Regions from separate parts of the Homo sapiens genome. Here region 2 is linked to region 1. The links are chromatin contacts, found by Hi-C or POLR2A ChIA-PET in ENCODE. All regions are on one chromosome and are shown on one strand. The core of a region is the stretch at or near the end of the contact, and the rest is flanking DNA. Distances in the headings are between cores, read along the strand shown.

Region 1 (3,267 bases), core at 411-2,910:
CTATAACCTTTGCAAATAAAAACAATGCAAGAATGGTTCAAAATACACACACAAAATGCACATTTTGCCCTTGCCTTAAATTAGACTTGATTTCCAACCCCAGCCCTACAACTGGCTATCTGTATCTCTCTGGCATTTCACTCAATTCTTTCAGCTTGTTTTCTAAAAAAGCAAAAGTAAATAAACAACTATTTATTAACATCAGTATAACTGCTGGCTTATGAAAGAGAGTGAGCGAGCTGCAGGAGATTTTAAAAAGTGCAAAGAAGGAAAATGCCCAAAAAAAAATACTAAGAGAAAATGCTCAGAAGTGGTAGTGGAAGGATTTCTGAAAGAAAACATCTGTTTTCAGCCATATGATTCTAGTTTGGGTTTTGCGCCTGCATTTGTATATGTAGTTGTTATTGCTTGCTTTTGCTTATTTTGCATAGTTTCTGGTTTGAATTTCAAGGAAAAGGAAAAGGCTCTTATTAAGGATATAAATGGAAATCAAACTAGTACAAAATGCTTGAAGTATGTGTCATGGTAAGAAATTCAAAGGAGAGAATTTCAACGAGTGAACAGTTGCCAGACAGTATTGAGGGATCCAGTTGGGCAACTGTTAAATTAGGTGATTCATAATAGTAAAGGCAATAGAGTAGTAGAAGCAGAACCCAACACAAAAGGGGTTAGTTAAGTGAGTAGATGCCAAGAAACCAACATGAATTAAGTCAGGGCTATTGCTAAAGGAAGAAATCTACTTTCAAACAAAGTACAAGACTATGACTAAAAATACATCACTGTTTTCATGAAACTTCTCTCTGGGCAACATTTTTTTCTTGTCCTTAATGTTTGCAAGCTACTTACATTGCATCATATTCATTGTTCTTTCTCATGAAAATAATAGCTATCATAGTTTTTGAAACTTTCATGCTGAAGTTCGAGTCAGTTTAATCAGATTTTATGAAGGACGAAGGTAACTTAAGTGGAAATTATGATCCTGAATAAGTCATAAAATTGCAAAGGAAGAAAAATAATTTGAAGGCATTTCAAACTCTTAGTTTAGTCACCACACACATTGATGTCTAATTCAGCAAGAGGCAGACACAGCTGGTACTTGATGAATTCTGCTGCCTGTCTGATAAGAATACAATTTATTCTTTACTGAGGTCTGATATACCACATCAGGATAAGCTGCATCCTATCCTTTGTAGAATGTTTCTAAAACCAAATGAATCTTGCAAATCTCTTCCACCTCTTGCCCCAGTCTTACCGTGTCCGGAATTGGTGGGTTCTTGGTCTCACTGACTTCAAGAATGAAGCCGCGGACCCTAGCGTTGAGTGTCACGGTTCTTAAAGGTGGCGTGTCAGGAGTTTGCTCCTTCTGATGTTCGGATGTGTTTGGAGTTTCTTCCTTCTGGTGGGTTCGTGGTCTGGCTGGCTCAGGAGTGAAGCTGCAGACCTTCGCGGTGAGTGTTACAGCTCTTAAGGCTGCGCGTCTGGAGTTGTTTGTTCCTCCTGGTGGGTTCGTGGTCTCGCTGGCTTCAGGAGTGAAGCTGCAGACATTCCCAGTGAGTGTTACAGCTCATAAAGGCAGTGTGGACCCAAAGAGTGAGCAGCAGCAAGATTTATTGCAAAGAGTGAAAGAACAAAGGTTCCACAGCCTGGAGGGTGACCTCAGTGGGTTGCCACTGCTGGCTACTTCTCTTATCTGGCCCCACCCACATCCTGCTGATGGGTCCATTTTACAGAGAGCCGATTGGTCCATTTTACAGAGAGCTGATTGGTCTGTTTTGACAGGGTGCTGATTGGTGTGTTTACAATCCCTGAGCTGGACACAAAAGTTCTTCATGTCCCCACTAGATTAGCTAGATACAGAGTGTGGATTGGCCTATTTACAAACCTTGAGCTAGATACAGAGTGCTGATTGGTGCATTTACAAACCTTGAGGTAGATACAGAGTGCTGATTGGTGCATTTACAATCCCTTAGCTAGACATAAAGATTCTCCAAGTCCCCACCAGATTAAATAGATACAGAGTGCTGATTGGTGTATTTACAATCCCTTAGCTAGACATAAAGATTCTCCAAGTTCCCACTAGACTCAAGAGCCCAGCTGGCTTCACCCAGTGGATCTTGCACCGGGCGGCAGGTGGAGCTGCCTGCCAGTCCTGCTCCATGCACTGGCACTCCTCGGTCCTTGGGCCATGGATGGGACAGGGTGCTGTGGAGCAGGGGTCAGCACAGGTTGGGGAGGCTCAGGCAGCACAGGAACCCATGGCGGGGTGAGGTGGGGAGCGGGAGAGGGGAGGAGGCTCAGGCATGGCAGGCTGCAGGTCCCCAGCCCTGCCCCACCGGGAGGCAGCTAAGGCCCTGCAAGAAGTGGAGCACAGCAGCTGCTGGCCCAGGTGCTAAGCCCCTCACTGCCTGGGGCCGCTCCGAGTGCAGGTCCCTCAGAGCCCAAGCCCACCCAGAACTCGCGCTGGCCCTCAAGCACCGGGCGCAGCCCCAGTTCCCACCCCTGCCTCTCCCTCCACACCTCCCAGCAAGCTGAGGGAGCCAGCTCCGGCCTCGGCCAGCCCAGGAAGGGGCTCCCACAGTGCAGCGGAGGGCTGAAGGGCTCCTCAAGTGCCGCCAGAGTGGGTGCCCAGGCAGAGGAGGCACCGAGAGCGAGGGAGGGCTGCAAGGGCTGCCAGCACGCCGTCACCTCTCATTACCTTGATTATAAAATCGGGAGAAGAGGTATTTTAGAGCTAGTAAGAAAACTGCTTCCATGAGGGACTGGGCACGGTGGCTCACGCCTGTAATCCCAGCATGTTGGGTGGCCGAGGCGGGTGGATGACGAGGTCAGGAGATCTAGACCATCCTGGCTAACACGATGAAACCCCGTCTCTACTAAAAATATACAAAAAATTACCTGGGCATGGTGGCGGGCGCCTGTGGTCCCAGCTACTCGGGAGGCTGAGGCAGGAGAATGGCTTGAACCTGGGAGGCGGAGCTTGCAGTGAGCCGAGACTGCACCACTGCACTTCAGCCTGGGTGACAGAGCGAGACTCTGTCTCAAAAAAAAAAAAAAAAAGAAAAGAAAAGAAAAAAGAAAGCTGCTTCGATGAGAACTTGCTGAGTTCGAACTCTCGTCTTTTACTTTCACTGTGGTGATTTCTCATTTATTTTCTTCACTCAGTCCTGGGGTTTTTGTTCTTCCCACCCCATTTTCCCTGCTCGAAAAAGGAGACAATTTGAATACAAAATATGGAATAACAGAAAGGGGGATTTTTGAAAGTTCTCT
Region 2 (3,267 bases), core at 274-2,773, 380 kb before region 1:
GCATTTAACTTTCTTTGTTGTCACTGATAGAAAAACTTGAGCAATAACTGCTATGATACATAAATTGCACATATCTAGAAAAAAATTTCAGACTTAAAAAGCCATGATAGAATTAAAAAAAAAAAAAGCCATGGTAGAATTTTAAGTCGTATTTGAGTGATCTGGGGAGCCCAAGTTTTCCATTTACCTACAAGGAGGCCTTACCCGACAGAACAACACCCAGATAGAATGACTGAGCATCCAATCCAAGAATCAGAATCAGTAAACAAGAGTGTCACTGGCTTTATGAGTTCTGTTCAAACAGTATATTAGCTAAAGCTGCCTCCCACCCCAAATTCCTTTTCTAATCATAAAATGTAAGTCTTGGCAGTTACCAGAAAAGGCTATTTTGTAAAAATGGCTTTCACTGTGAAATTAACCAATTCCACAGATGATAGCAGGGTCAGAAAAATAGTGCCAGAGTTCCAGAAGCTGTAGAATTAATTTGATACTTTCAACACAGGATTAGTTAACCAAAGGCCAGGTGTGGATAACAGGAAACAGGTTGTCTTAGACTCTACACTCTAACACGACTCTTGGAAAAGTCAACATTGGCATGACTCAGTTTACACTTATGCAAAAATACTAATATCTACCTCACAGTGGTAATGAGAGACATAATTAGGGTCTGCAAGCATTTTTCAGGTCACAAGATTAAAGGCTGTTTCTGAGGGTACTGCATGCATTTCCTGTAGATATGAGTACACTGCATTCTTAAATATATACTAAAAAGCGACCTCCCAGCACATATAACTAATTTTCTTTGGCAAGATTTTCTTCAGAAGTACACAGGCAACGATATTTGTAAACAAATCCTTTAGCAGGGAACTAATCAACTCTTCCGATGGCTCTAGCTTCCACTTCCGAGGCCCGCTGTGATGGTAACCAACCAGGTTCCATCTGGCTTACCAATGCTGACGTTCCCAACTTCCTAGCTGTCAGATCGATAGGAACCTGAAACTAACTGTTTCCCGTTCCTTTGAAAAGGAGAAATTACGGACCCTCGGGTTGTTTGGGCCGTAGATGAAAAAAACAAGCGGGGGGGGGGGCGCGGGGGAGGAGAGGAGGGAGGGTGGGAAGAAGAGAAAATAAAGGGAGATTGAAATATTGGGAAAAGATACGAGGGCAAGGACTGGGGACACAGTAGCCCACCAGGACCCACATAGGGTGATATCTACATAAGACTCCAGGGCAATAACGTCAACAGCTCGGTAACCCCTGCGACACCCTGACAGTCCTGCCGTCTGGAAGTGCCTTTGTCCCGGCCCGTCGGCCAGTCCCGCCGCTTCTCTCCCATACCCCTAGGCGCTCAGCCCTACGAGGCTGCCCGGAGGCCGCCTAAAAGCCGGCGGCGCTCGCGCCCGCCCCTCAGCTCGCCGGGCTCGGCGGGACATACTAACCGGCTGGTAGACGCCATCTTCACGGCGACTGCGGTGCCCGCAACAAGACACAACAGACACACCGAAAGCAGGAAGCGAATGTGGCGAAGAGACGCGCAGAGATGAGTTTTTATAGACGACTCACCCACGCAGTCGTAGCAGAGCAGGGCTACGGGTCGGGAGAAGGGCCAAGAACAGTGAGATCCCATACGTCACGTGCTTTGCGATTTCTTACGTTCTTACTCCGTTTCTGTAATTTGCTATGTTGCTAAGCGAGTCAACGTAACTACCTAGGAAAAGTCTCATGGGAACCCTGCAAAGGGGCTACAACAGAGCTACTCTCAATCTGACAGTTAAAACACAAAGAAAACCCTGGCTTCGTAGTGGTGCCAAAGCCTGCATCCCTAATAGTTTAACCACCCCTTCCTCTCCCACCTTCTCACGGCTACCTTCTCACGGCCACCACCTACCCCGCCCCCAGCCCCCCACCCCGCGTCAGGCACTCCCATTTGAGCCAGTTCTTACGTGCCCCAAGGGTGATTCTTTCTAAGAAATTTGAAATAAAAGGAGAAACTCACTTAGGTCATCCAGAACAGGTGTCTGTTCAGGATCTGTCATCAGCTAGCATGTTGTCTTCTTAGGCACGTCCTTTATACAGGTCATGTAAGTTTATATAGGTTATGGTATCTTGCCTTGCATACCCTTTTAGAATTGGCAGAAGATGAAACAAAACTACGTGAAACCAATGTGTACACAAGAGGCACGACGATATGGGCCATGCTCTGATCATTTTTTTTTCACGGCCTTTGTAACGTTGGCTGATAGCTACATATAGAAAACTTGCGAGAACATCTAGATATTGCAAAATATCCCTAGATTTATTAATTAGCCAAACTAACGTCAAAATTGTAATACCACTATTACTAACAACAATAACAGTTACCGGTGGAGAGTATTCACGTTCTTGGCGTTTTGAACAAAGAACTGGACACAACGCACAAACTAAGGAAAGAATGAAGGAATAAAGGCAGAGATTTATTGAAAACGAAAAGGTAATACCAGCTCAAGACTCCTTTTGCAGAATTTTCGGGGGTTTAAATACCCTCTAGAGGTTTCCCATTGGTTACATGGTGTACACCCTATGTAAATGAAGTAGTGGCTCCACAATCAGTCTGATTGGTTGTGGAAAGCAACCAATCAGAGGCTAAAGTGAAGTTACAAAGTTACACTCCTATGCAAGCGTCTGATTGGTTGCAGAAAGCAACGAATCAGAGATACTTTCAATTTCACATCTGCCACACGGCTAAAGTGTGTGTGTGTGTGTGTGTGTGTGTGTGTGTGGTTGTGTAGTGGGGAGGGGGTTGCAAAGGGAGTAACGTCTGGTTCTTTTGTTACTTAGGTGTGGAAAGTTGGGGTTTTCCTTTTTTTTTTTTTTTTTTGAGACGGAGTCTTGCTCTGTCGCCCAGGCTGGAGTGCAGTGGCGCGATCTGGGCTCACTGCAAGCTCCGCCTGCCAGGTTCACGCCATTCTCCTGCCTCAGCCTCCCGAGTAGCTGGGACTACAGGAGCCTGCCACCACGCCCGGCTAATTTTGTTTTTGTATTTTTAGTAGAGACGGGGTTTCACCCTGTTAGCCAGGATGGTCTTGATCTCCTGACCTCGTCATCCGCCCGCCTTGGCCTCCCAAAGTGCTGGGATTACAGGCGTGAGCCACCGCGCCCGGCCGGGGTTTTCCATTTGATTTAGTTCTAGGAAATCAGTGTGAATCTGCCTTAGGTTCCCTGCCTTCAGACAGTATTCTCCTGCGGCAACACTTTGCTGACAACTATTCTTGAAAATACGGGGATTGG

What was found. Hi-C counts contacts between places; a loop is a spot of excess contacts on that map. ChIA-PET counts read pairs that join two places held with the same protein, here RNA polymerase II (POLR2A). Pooled maps may share reads with other maps.
Region 2: a loop to region 1 is called in a map of naive thymus-derived CD4-positive, alpha-beta T cell, with 3 times the contacts of the local background. The contact joins the promoter of GTF2B here to the promoter of GBP5 in region 1. A Hi-C loop is called at or near these places in 1 of 168 maps with a recorded cell type or tissue (naive thymus-derived CD4-positive, alpha-beta T cell) and 9 of 50 pooled maps. POLR2A ChIA-PET finds 5 or more read pairs at or near these places in 2 of 52 experiments (HCT116 and activated naive CD4-positive, alpha-beta T cell).

The regions. Positions count from the first base shown.
Region 1 is chr1:89,271,200-89,274,466 of GRCh38, forward strand. It overlaps GBP5 (guanylate binding protein 5), which reads right to left and starts at 1,661. Exons shown (of 12, transcript NM_052942.5): 1 at 1,253-1,661. It also overlaps the pseudogene LOC100421401.
Region 2 is chr1:88,890,044-88,893,310 of GRCh38, forward strand. GTF2B (general transcription factor IIB) reads right to left here and starts at 1,524. Exons shown (of 7, transcript NM_001514.6): 1 at 1,440-1,524. The coding sequence starts at 1,456. RefSeq lists an enhancer at 1,700-1,809.